2 separate regions of the Homo sapiens genome follow, and region 2 is linked to region 1. A link is a contact called in ENCODE Hi-C or POLR2A ChIA-PET data. All regions are on one chromosome and are shown on one strand. Each heading gives the region's core, a stretch centred on a gene start or an enhancer-like site at or near the end of the contact. The rest is flanking DNA. Distances are from core to core; before and after follow the strand shown. Region 1 overlaps MAPK14 (mitogen-activated protein kinase 14). Region 2 holds the start of KCTD20 (potassium channel tetramerization domain containing 20).

Region 1 (5,556 bases), core at 1,265-3,764:
AGGTGCTGGGGACAGGATGGTACCTGTCCTTAAAACCAGAATGATCAGACTCAGTGGAAAGAGAGTTACAAGAGTTACTTGAACAACTGTCTCTGATTATAAAATAAGATGGAGTGATAAATACACTAGAATAGAGTTATAGATAAGCTATTGAAAAAAATCCAAGAAGACTTCATGGCAGAGTTCTTGTTTGAATAGGACTTCAAAGTGTAAATAGGAATAGAAAAGGCTTGGAAGGACGGGAGAAGGGGGAGGTATTCTGGTTTATGAGTACATAAATAAGTACTTGGAAGCTTAGAAGTGCCTGGAATATCTGATGTGAGTTGAAGCATTGAGTGCATTAAAGAATAATAATTTGAGCCAGAGTCAAACTAGGCTTGATTCTTCAGGCCTGATATTGTTTCATGCCAGCAGAGGTGGGAGAGAGAGGGTTTCTCAGCTCATTGATGTAATGAGCCACTGTGACTAATGGAAATTGCGTATTCTTCAGGTAGGTTGGGGTGAAGTTCAGGTAGTTGAGAAATTCACAGCTCAGAGAGCCTGTCTTCCTTAGAGAGAGTATAAAAATTGACTCTCAGCCAGGCACGGTGGCTCACGCCTGTAATCCCAGCCCTTTGGGAGGCCGAGGCAGGCGGATCATGAGGACAGGAGATTGAGACCATTCTGGCTAACATGGTGAAACCCCGTCTCTACTAAAAATACAAAAAATTAGCCGGGTGTGGTGGCAGGCGCCTGTAGTCCCAGCTACTCTGGAGGCTGAGGCAGGAGAATGGCGTGAACCTGGGAGGTGGAACTTGCAGTGAGCCGAGATCGCGCCACTGCACCCCAGCCTGGGCGACAGAGCGAGAGACTCCGTCTCAAAAAAAAAAAAAAAAAAAAAAACAACTGACTCTCATTGTTAAGTAGTCAGAAAGAAGTCTCTTAAACAAGAGTACCAATATCAAAAGCTTCATTTTAGAGATTACTTTTGATGCATATATTGTAAAGCCACTTGTTTGAGATTTGAAGTAGTCAAGATTTTTCCCATATATGATTTACTTTATCTTGTGGTGGCTACCCAGTTAAATATATTCCTGAAGAGTGTTAATGTGAGGAAACTAAATTTTTTGAATTGAGTCATTTTAGATGAGCAAGAATTTTTTTTACTGATTTCTATTGTAATATAATTAATCTGATTATTTTAGAGCAAGACAGTATCCATCCCACCCCCATTCCTACTCTGTCCCATGAACATATGCTATAAGATTTTTTACTTGTCAACATCTTGAACTGAGAAGCCAGTATTAAAATCTTAACCTTTATAACACAATGATTTTTGCCATTTGCAGATGACAAAATTCCCTGTTATTCTTAATTTAGAAATAATGTGAGTGGACTTGTTTCTAGTTTGTTTTTGCTTGCTAAAGAACACAAGTTGTTTGGGTTTAGGGTGGGGTTTGGCGCACCTTTTCTGAAAGGGCCAGGTAGTTAATATTTTAGGCTTGGGAACCATATGGTAACTGTGCTTGTTGTAATTGGAAACACCTATAGACTGTACATAAATGAATGGGCATGGCTGTGTTCTAATAAAACTTTATATATAAAACAGGCAGAGCCTGGGGTTTGGTGACTCCAGCCTAGAATTTTCTTCCATTTAAGCTGATTTCATGTCTGAAAGAAAGTAAAAGACAGGATGTCAAATTACTGCATTAAGTTATTCCTATAACGTAGGCACCTGTGGCTTATAGAGACTGTTGTTTTTAAGTGCTGCTATGTTGCCTTTATATGTATAACCATAAGCAAAAATTTCTTTCATCCTGCTCTACCTTTTCCTCAAATATTTTGACTACCTGTCATGTACCAGATGTTAGGCTGGGGATAAATGGTGAAGAGGCAGAGTGGCCCCTGTCCTCGTAGAGCTGTAGACCAGTACAGGGGGCAGACAGTAAGCAAATAAAGTAATTCTAGGCTGTGATAAGCACTATGATGTTATCAAGCATGGTGCTGAGAGAGAATTGGGGGGTGGGGTGTTATGTATATAGAGTGTTGAGGGGAGGCCTCCCTTAGGAGGTGAAGTTGAAGCTGAGACCTGAAGCCAAGAGGATTTAGTCATGTGAAAAACCTGATGGGTCAGAAGACAGTCATCCTCCCCTTCTCCCTCCCTGGAATGTCAGTCAGTATAAACGTGGATAAACTGTTCACATTTTCAGAGGAAATATTAAAAGCTATTTTATAATATTTTTCCCCCTCTTTTTAACTTCCTTTTTAGGTAAGATTAAAAGCAATGAGAACAAACAAATTTTTGTCTTCTGGTTAACACATGCACATACATTCTGAGTATACATTGAAGTGTTAGCTACCAGGATAAAAGTTATGGCATTGTGGCCTATTATTTAGAGCCTTTGGGATGTGTGAAGTTTGTTAAGCATTGTTCATTTGCATTTTATAAGGTTGAAACCGCCTGTATTTGCGTTCTCATGGCGCTCCTAAAGGAACATGCGATGGGAGAGCGCCCTCTGCTGGCGACTCTCCCTCATAGTGCCTGCTATAGCCAGTGTGAGAGGCGAGGCTTCCCTTTCCAGAGGGTGTGCTCCAGTGGTCAGGCTTTGGGGTCTCACAGGCCTTCCACTGTCATATCACAAGCTCTTTAGGTCACGCTTGGGAGAATATTCATAAATAGACTTGTACATCCCTAGCTCCTGTCTTCTGCTGCTTTTTTCCTTATCTGTGGCCCTCTAATTATCAGTGCACTTTGCTGAACTGGTTACTGACACTGTGATGGCAGATGAAGAGGGCAGTGTAAACTGAGTGAAGCTCTTGTGTTTTCACCTGCTGTCTTTGGCAGCTAAGAACCAGCTAAAGTTGCCTCACTTTACTGATACATGCTGTTGACAGATGCATAAAATGAATATAAAGTGGATATGTGTTTGGTAGCATTTTGAATCTTTGTACAGGAGGAGCATGCCCTACGTGAAGTGATCATCCTGCAGGAGCCTTGACCTAGAGGGATTCACCGTGTTGGCTAGGTTTGGGGTGTTTCATTTTTGTTCTCGGTGTGTTCTGTTTGTTTGTTTTTGTTTTGTTTGTCATTGTTTGTTTTTCATTTTTATTTTGTCCCAACATTTTCCTTTATGGTCCACCATTAGATATTGATCAGTTGAAGCTCATTTTAAGACTCGTTGGAACCCCAGGGGCTGAGCTTTTGAAGAAAATCTCCTCAGAGTCTGTGAGTTGATGCTTTGTAATTATCTGCCCTGTTGGGAGCCTCTGCCACTTGCCTTCTACCAATCTGTACTTTGACCTGGGTGTGTTTGTAAGCACACATGCCCTTTGTGTGCTGACTTCCCGGATGAGTGAGGTATAAGACAGTGTGAGTGTGTGTGTGCGTGCACGCATGTGTGCCTGCTTGCATGCACAAGTGTGTTTTATTCTCTATCTGGGTACACACTAAGATCACGGGAGCCTCCATTAGACAATAGTATCCCAGTAAAGCAATGAGATTTGAGATTCTAATTCATTCCAAGAGATTAATGTAAACTTTGTGTCTCTGTCCTCAAGACCTGACTTTCTTCTTTCTCAGAAGTTTCACGTATGCTCTAGAGCTCTTTTCACTGTTTCTAGTGTTTGTTCTCAGAGCATGAGCTTCACCATGTATTTAGTTTAACTTAATCACTAAAAGAATAAAATGTACATTGTCTGCACACTGTTGCCCCTTCCCAGAAGTTATTTTTTATTGTTTTAGAATAGATACTCACATATCCTATGTAAAATGTTTGTTCCCAACAGAGGGACCTTTCTACCCAGTCCCTAGACCCCACTCAGAAGAAACAGCTTCACTCCTGATACCTCAGATACACAGGAATGTGGTTATAAATTTTCCTCCTATTGCCTTGTAATTATAAGTTAGATAACCTGAGACAGAGTTTGGAACTAGTGCTTTCTTGCTTCTAAGCAGGGACTTAGACAGAAGCCATGGGAATGTGAGTCTGGCTTACTTTTGCTATGATTTCCTGCTCTTGGTCATTTTCTTGGGCCAGAGGCATGAGAGAAGCCATGAAAGCCCAGCTTTTCTTTTTCCCTCGATCTGCTGCCAGGCAGTTGAACAAAAGAAAAAAAGAGCTATGGAGCCAAGCTCCAGTTATGCCTTCCTGGATTCTCCTCCCAACATTTATGACTGAAGGGGCCCTTTGCCTAGTTGGGAAGATGGCTGGGTAGCTTGAGGCAAGCATAAGCAGGTGAGTTGGAACCGTTCATCATCTTCCTGACAAAATAAAGAATACCGTCATCTGGTATGTATCCGGTACATTTCTTGAAAGGATCCCAAAGCCCAGTGTATTTCTGAACCTCCACTCTGAATTTGTTTCATTTACTTATTTAAGATAAAGAAGCAAAAGCCCAGAAGGGCAGTGACTTTTCCATGTCATGCACTGAATCACGTGGCAGAGCTGAGTATAGATCCCAGATGTTCTGATAACATGATCCAAACTATAATCCCATGTGATTACACACTATTTTGAAAGTCATTGTCAGTGTTACCACAATGTCAACCTAAAGAGGTATTTTTTTCTCCTTTATGATATGTAGAAGCTGAATTAGAGTGAATCAAAGATATCAGATGATGCTTAGAAAGAGCAGTACTTTTTTTTTAATGTTTTTGCTTAGAAACACTGTCTTACAGTAAGAGGACCTAAGGGCAGAGGGAGGAGCTCAATTAATAAATAGTGCTAATGAGACCAAGCAAATTCATTTCCTTCCTGAGAGTGTCTCCTAGCAGCCCTTTCTTAGTCTTCTCTTCCATCCCAACCATCTGCCCTATAGATACGTGCTATTAGTCATTTGGAATTGGATTAGGAATTCAAACCAAAGTCTAGGTAAAATAGTCAATAGTATTTATCTGTCATTAATCCATCACTTATTTTTAAGAAAGAAACAATGAGTGCACAGCCTAATAATGGAGGTCTCTCTGTGAAATGAGGCACATTATACATTTCAACAGCTCTACTGAAATTGAGTACCAGAATACAGAACTTAACTCAAATAATATTATATTGAGTATAAGAATAAGAAAGGTTTTTTTTTTTGGTTTGTTTCCTACATAATTGGGGTGAGTGGATAAAAGTAGTTTAAACATCCTAAGGGGTAGACAAGATTAATTTGATGTTCGTGACACGGCCCAAGTACCTGTTTATCTTAAAAGCGCATGATGTATGGGAACAGAATGGAAAAATAAGGCCAGGTGAGTAAAATTGTTCAGAGATTTTAAAAATTAAAAAAAGAAAAAAGACATTAGTGAAGGAGTGCAGTAAATAGCCAACAGCTGTTTTCATTCTCCTGAAAAGTAGTGAAGTAGTGATGGCAATAATTATGAAGAAATTGAATGCCGAGTAAGAGAATGCAGTAATGGATTTAGAACCTATTAGAATGAGCCATAGGAAAAGGTATAAATGGGTTGTGATGGAGGCCAAGGACAGAGAATTCATTTGGTTAATGTCCCAGTATCTATAATAATCAGTGAAAGAACAAGAAAATCATATTAAGAAAGCAAAAGCAGACTGGGCACAGTGGCTCACATTTGTC
Region 2 (5,556 bases), core at 1,767-4,266, 350 kb after region 1:
GCTACTCAGGAGGCTGAGGTGGGAGGATCACTTGAGCCCAGGAGGTTGAGGTTGCAGTGAGCCATGATCCCACCACTGCACTCCAGCCTGAGTGACAGGGCAAGACTCTGTCTCAGAAAACAAAAGAAAACGAACATTTAGCAAATTTAATTATTCGAGAGAGACAGTTCAAAATCTAGGGATTTTTGGTTTGTTTTTATATTTACTACATAAGCTTAGTCGGTAGAAATGAGGATTAGCTTTTTGTATGACAATTTACAATAGCTATTATTTAAAAAATATTTTTATTCTTAAGAGTCAACCTTGACCGGGCGTGGTGGCTTGCGCCTGTAATCCCAGCACTTTGGGATGCCGAGGCGGGTGGATCACGAGGTCAGGAGATCGAGACCATCTTGGCTAACATGGTGAAACCCCATCTCTACTAAAAATACAAAAAATTAGCCGGGCACAGTGGCGGGCGCCTGTAGTCCCAGCTACTCGAGAGGCTGAGGCAGGAGAATGGCGTGAACCTGGGAGGGGGATTAAGTCCAGAAGATCGAGGCTGCAGTGAGTGGTGATCACCCAGCCTGAGCAACAAAGGGAGACACTGTCTCAAAAAAAAAAAAAGAAGAAGGTTTTGGTTTCAGATACAAATAAATATCAGAGACTCGGGGTCTTGAGATACCTACATTAAATTAGAAATAAAATGATAAAAACCAGCAAACACCTATGCTTTCTGTGAATATACATTTCTCATATCCCGTCTCCTTGATGTCTGCCCAAAAAAGGTACCCAGTCTGATATGCTGTTCATTATATGAAATTTTAGCCAAAAGTTGAACCATTAACTATTAAAAGTCATGTTATCACTTATTTATTTTGGATGATGGATAACGGGTGTTTATTATATCTTTCTGTATGCTTTAATTTCCAAAATGAAAGTGTTTAAAAAATAATAATAAGACTCGGTAGTTAGCCTGATTCTCCAAACTTCAGGCCAGATTTTTGTATACCACAAATCTGCAGCCAGTGCAGTGGCTCATGCCTGTAATCCCCAAACTTAGGGAGGCAGAAGCAGGAGGATAGCTTGAGCCTAGGAGTTCAAGACCTGCCTGGGCAACAGAATAAGAACTCCATTCTCCACAAAAAGAAAAAAAAAAAAAAAAAGAAAGACAATATACAAATCTACGGGAAGGAATCTTTCCAGAAAGGAAGAATTTGTTTCAAGAACTGTTTTGCAGGAATATCAGAAGGTTTTTTATTTTTCTTTGACTCAAAGGCTGTAACACTGTACTTTATAAAAATGGAAATAAAGGCATTAGTTTGAACAATCCTCTATGCTGCTACTGTTGTAAAGTTTGGAGCCTATAACTCACTCAAATTGGTTTATAGCCATGTGTTTACTAAATCTTTTTTCATATTCCTTTTCTCCAGGCATACAGGAATTTATATCTCACAGCCTTCTTAGAGTCAGTCAGGTTGAGCCTGGTGACTAGTTCAGGACAGTGAAACGTCAGCAGAAGTGAAAAGGCCACTCACTTCTGGCAGAGGCAAAGGAGAGCCCTTACAGGATTCTCCAATCTAGCTCTTCTGCCAGCCCGGAAGTGCTGGGAGGGCAGAGCCACTGACGCAAGCAGCAGGGAAGCTGAGTCACCATGGGGACGTGAGACTGACTTACAGATGACGAGTGCAGCCTCACAGCCTAGTCCATGTTGAGATAAACACAATACAGTCCTGCATACTTTATAGTCATAAACGAGGGAGAATAGAAATGGAAAATGACCCTCTAGGCCTCTAAGACCAAATTATAATGAAAAAATTTATGTCTTCAGTTTTGAAAATTAAATTTTTTGACCCTGATAAAACAAATTTGCTATACAAGTATCCGTTAACCGTGTGAAACCTACTGAGTCAAACTATTTTCTTACATTCCTTCCACTTCAACACCAATTCTAATCCAATTCCAAATTAGTTTTCAGAGAGTCTCTTGTAAGGAAAAGGAGAATCGACTTCGAATTTTAAAATTTGTGCTATTATTAGTTTATAGAGCTTTCAACAATTTACAAATAGTTTGCATAATCAGTATATTTAATTAGTATATATAGACATATATATATATATTTGAGAGGGAACTTCACTGCAACCTCCCAGTTGCCTCCTGGGTTCAAGTGATTCTCCTGCCTCAGCCTCCCAAACAGCTAGGGTTATAGGCGCCCACCACCACGCCCGGCTAATTTTTGTATTTTTAGCAGAGACAGGGTTTCATCATGTTGGCCAGGCTGGTCTGGAATGCCCAACCTCAGGTGATCTGCCCGCCTCGGCCTCCCAAAGTGCAAGGATTACAGGCGTGAGCCACCAAGCCCGGCCTAGTGTAATTTTTAAAAGTACAAAAGCCACTAGAAACCGTGACAATAAGAACTTCCTTTTGGGTTTTCCAGCATTTGGTTCATAGGACATGGACCATATATAGATGTTTTTTGAATGCTGAAATCTTTTACTCATAACACAGTTTTCCCAGTAACTTGCTTCCGGTTGATTTAAAATTTGTAATACACCTTTGTAATAGCAGGTACCTTCATGAAACTCAGTATTTGAGAAAAATGTGGAGTTTTTCCCCCTTTCTTTTGGCCAGAATGTATATCCAGGGTAGTGACTTTCGAGCAAATGCGTTTAAGCAACTCCAGTATTCTTACTACGCTACCTCCAACCTCGCTCCACGCATGGGGAGATCAGGGTTCCACATTTTCGGGTAAGCATTAGCCGTCCTGGCGCTGCACGAGCGTATTCTACAATTCCGAAAACTACTAACTTTTCCGTCTGCAACCTTTAATAATTGAGAGGGTATGCGCAACTCAGAAAAGTGCGCCCGCTGAGGTTGGGTGCAGAGTGGACTGGAGGAAAGGCGACACCCATTTACGGTGCGGCCCCGGACGGGGTCCCCAGACACGGCCTTCCCGGCGTGCCACGCGCGGAGGGGACTCTTAACGTGAAGCGCTGGGTGACTCAGCCGCGTGGCCGCGCGGTCCGGGGCGGGGGGCGCGCGCCGCTGCGGCACAGCCGGTCCCGGCTGCGGCTTCTGGCTGCGCGGCCTGCGCGCGCCTCCCGGGCGGATTCCAGCCCCGAGCGGGACAGCGCGGCGGGGAGCGACGAGTAAGTGGCGGCGCGGTACGGTTTCGGGCGCGAAGACCGGGCAGGGAGAGTGTGGCGGCGGGCGTGGCCCGAGTCTTCCCTTTGTGGCCGAGGGGGCGTCTCCTCCGGACGCGGCGGCGGTTCGGACCCCCGAGTCGAAAGGCCGCGGGGCTGAGCTGGGCGCGAGGAACCTGTGGGCAGCGGCTTGATGGGCTCCTGTTTCCGCGCGGAGGGCAGAGTCTGGTGATCCTGGGGAGGGAGGCGACGCTGCGCCCAGGTGGTGGGCACAGCTGAAGTGTAACTTGACTGCTTGACTGCTTTTTGCAGGCCTCGGGTGGTTCATCCCGCCGGAGAGGAATGGCGAGAACCTGGAGTGTTGACTGGCAAAACATTTGCAGACGCGGTTTTTCTGGCAATTAATTGGCTCCATTAAAAATTAGGTAGTTGGTGGGGACTTCCTCCTGAACTCTGGAGCCGAGCGCATTTTGCTCGGTCTTTTCAGCCCTGTTTCCGCGTCTTCCTTCCCTGCCACCCGCAAATTGCCAGCTTTCATCCGTGGCTCTGAGTGCAAAAGAGCTGGGGAAAGCCTTAACCAGCAATTTTCTTTTAAATAAAACTTTGCTTTTTATAGCAGTGTCTTCAGGTTTAGAAGCCCAGTTCTGCACTATGAGAAAACTCTTCTATTTTGGAGTTTGTGATTCTTTCTGAAAATTCCTCAGTTGAAGAGATTTATTTTTAAATAAGAATCTAGTGAACAAACTAACATGATAAACAAGGCTGTGAAGGAACTGTTTAACCAGCTTATGAAAATATGTCCCAGAGTCCTTAGTTTTGTTCCTGTTCGCTGTGCGAGAAGTTGAGGTAGTTTTTTAATGGTCTTCAAAACAAAGTGTTGTAGTAGTGTCTGTCGGATGTGATGAATCCAGAGTCAGAGGACTTCCGCTCAAGGCCCCCACCTGAAACCCCAATTCCTAGGCCATAGTTCTGAAACAGAAGATTGTTCCTTAGTAATAAGGTTGCAGTACCCTAGCACCTCTTCCATAAATTTGATTCTAGAGATTTGTGATGGGTCCCTGAGTCTGGGATTTAAGCAAGCACCTGCACTCTTGGTCTGTTACTGATGATCCAGGGACCGACCACACGTTGACAGACACCACCTTTAGGCTGGGCTGGGAATTTTAAAAACTGCCCAACAGCCTTAACCCTTTGTCGATGTTTTCCTCCCCTGCCCTAAACCAGTCGTAGGACAAGAAGCCCTGACTCTCCAGAAGCCAATATGAGAAAAGATAGTGCTTTTTTTGACCCTGACACGGGGTAGGAAATGATTTTCATGCATATTCCGATATTGCTCTGATGGTTTAGAGATAGCCCATTAATCTTTTCCTTCTGAGGGCTGCTTCTAGTATCATCAGAGCTTAATGCCATTAGGCCAAATCTCCTCCGCCCAGCTCACTCAAGTCTCCCCATGGAACCAGGGCAGCCAATGCCATATAATTCCCATGGCCTTGACTGTCATATTATCTGGTATGTAGCAGTACTAGTAGCATTATGAGGGCTTTCAGTTCAGCTGGACGTTAATTTAGTCATCAAATACCTGCGTAATGCCTATTTTCCTCAAAGCACTGTAGTAGGCTGTTTTATCAACAGCATTGCAATATAGACACATATTTCTGGCACAGAGTTGCATTCCTCCTTTGAGGCAGAAATGAGGGCTGGATAAACTCCACTGCTGCCAAAAGGTTCTCTTTATTCATCCACAATTTGTTCCTTCCTGTTATGCCAGAAATACACGTACTATTCCAATAATCTCGTTTTCCTTAAGAAGTTAAGAAATACATTGTATTAGGCCTAACTGTAGTAGTTAGGTCAGTCTTAAATTCTGTAACAGAAGCCGGGCGTGGTGGCTCATGCCTGTAATCCCAGCAATTTGGGAAGCCGAGGCAGATGGATCACCTGAGGTCAGGAGTTTCAGACCAGCCTGGCCAACCTGGTGAAACCCTGTCTCTACTAAAAATACAAAAATAAGCCAGGCATGGTGGTGGGCACCTGTAATCCCAGCTACACGGGAGGCTGAGGCCGGAGAATCACTTGAATCCGGGAGGCAGAGGTTGCAGTGAGCCGAGATCGCGCCATTGTACTCCAGCCTGGGCAACAGAGTGAGACTCCGTCTCAAAAAAAAAAAAAAAAAAAAATCTGTAACAGAGACATCTAGTAACTTTGGTAAGGACAATAATACACGCATTTTTATATTTATTATTCCCCCTTCAAATAGATGTGTAGAGATGAGGTTAGAATTAGGCCATGTGTTTCTGTGACTTTTTTCCTCTCTTTGGTGTCTGATTTATCTTATTGAATCTTTTTCTGTTGATTCATAAAATGTCATGTCTTTCCTTCTGTAGCCCTGAGCTTCCTGATTGTTGTGTCTTCCTCTGGCCTTCAATCTGATCTT

What was found. Hi-C counts contacts between places; a loop is a spot of excess contacts on that map. ChIA-PET counts read pairs that join two places held with the same protein, here RNA polymerase II (POLR2A). Pooled maps may share reads with other maps.
Region 2: a loop to region 1 is called in a pooled map, with 2.6 times the contacts of the local background. The contact joins the promoter of KCTD20 here to the enhancer-like site in region 1. A Hi-C loop is called at or near these places in 2 of 50 pooled maps. POLR2A ChIA-PET finds 5 or more read pairs at or near these places in 2 of 52 experiments (AG04450 and activated CD8-positive, alpha-beta T cell).

What each region holds. Positions count from the first base shown.
Region 1 is chr6:36,092,862-36,098,417 of GRCh38, forward strand. MAPK14 (mitogen-activated protein kinase 14) reads left to right here. Exons shown (of 12, transcript NM_139012.3): 9 at 3,126-3,205. Among named protein-coding and RNA genes, the nearest start is that of MAPK13, 35 kb to the right of the region's middle. Within about 2 kb of position 2,515, at least 10 of the 41 ENCODE cell types and tissues checked have a DNase peak (open chromatin) inside an H3K27ac peak, as active enhancers do.
Region 2 is chr6:36,439,984-36,445,539 of GRCh38, forward strand. It overlaps KCTD20 (potassium channel tetramerization domain containing 20), which reads left to right and starts at 3,017. Exons shown (of 8, transcript NM_173562.5): 1 at 3,017-3,128. It overlaps PXT1 (peroxisomal testis enriched protein 1), which reads right to left and starts at 2,871. Exons shown (of 5, transcript NM_152990.4): 1 at 2,552-2,871. RefSeq lists enhancers at 1,338-1,885, 3,370-3,469, 4,075-4,134 and silencers at 1,692-1,761, 2,920-3,209.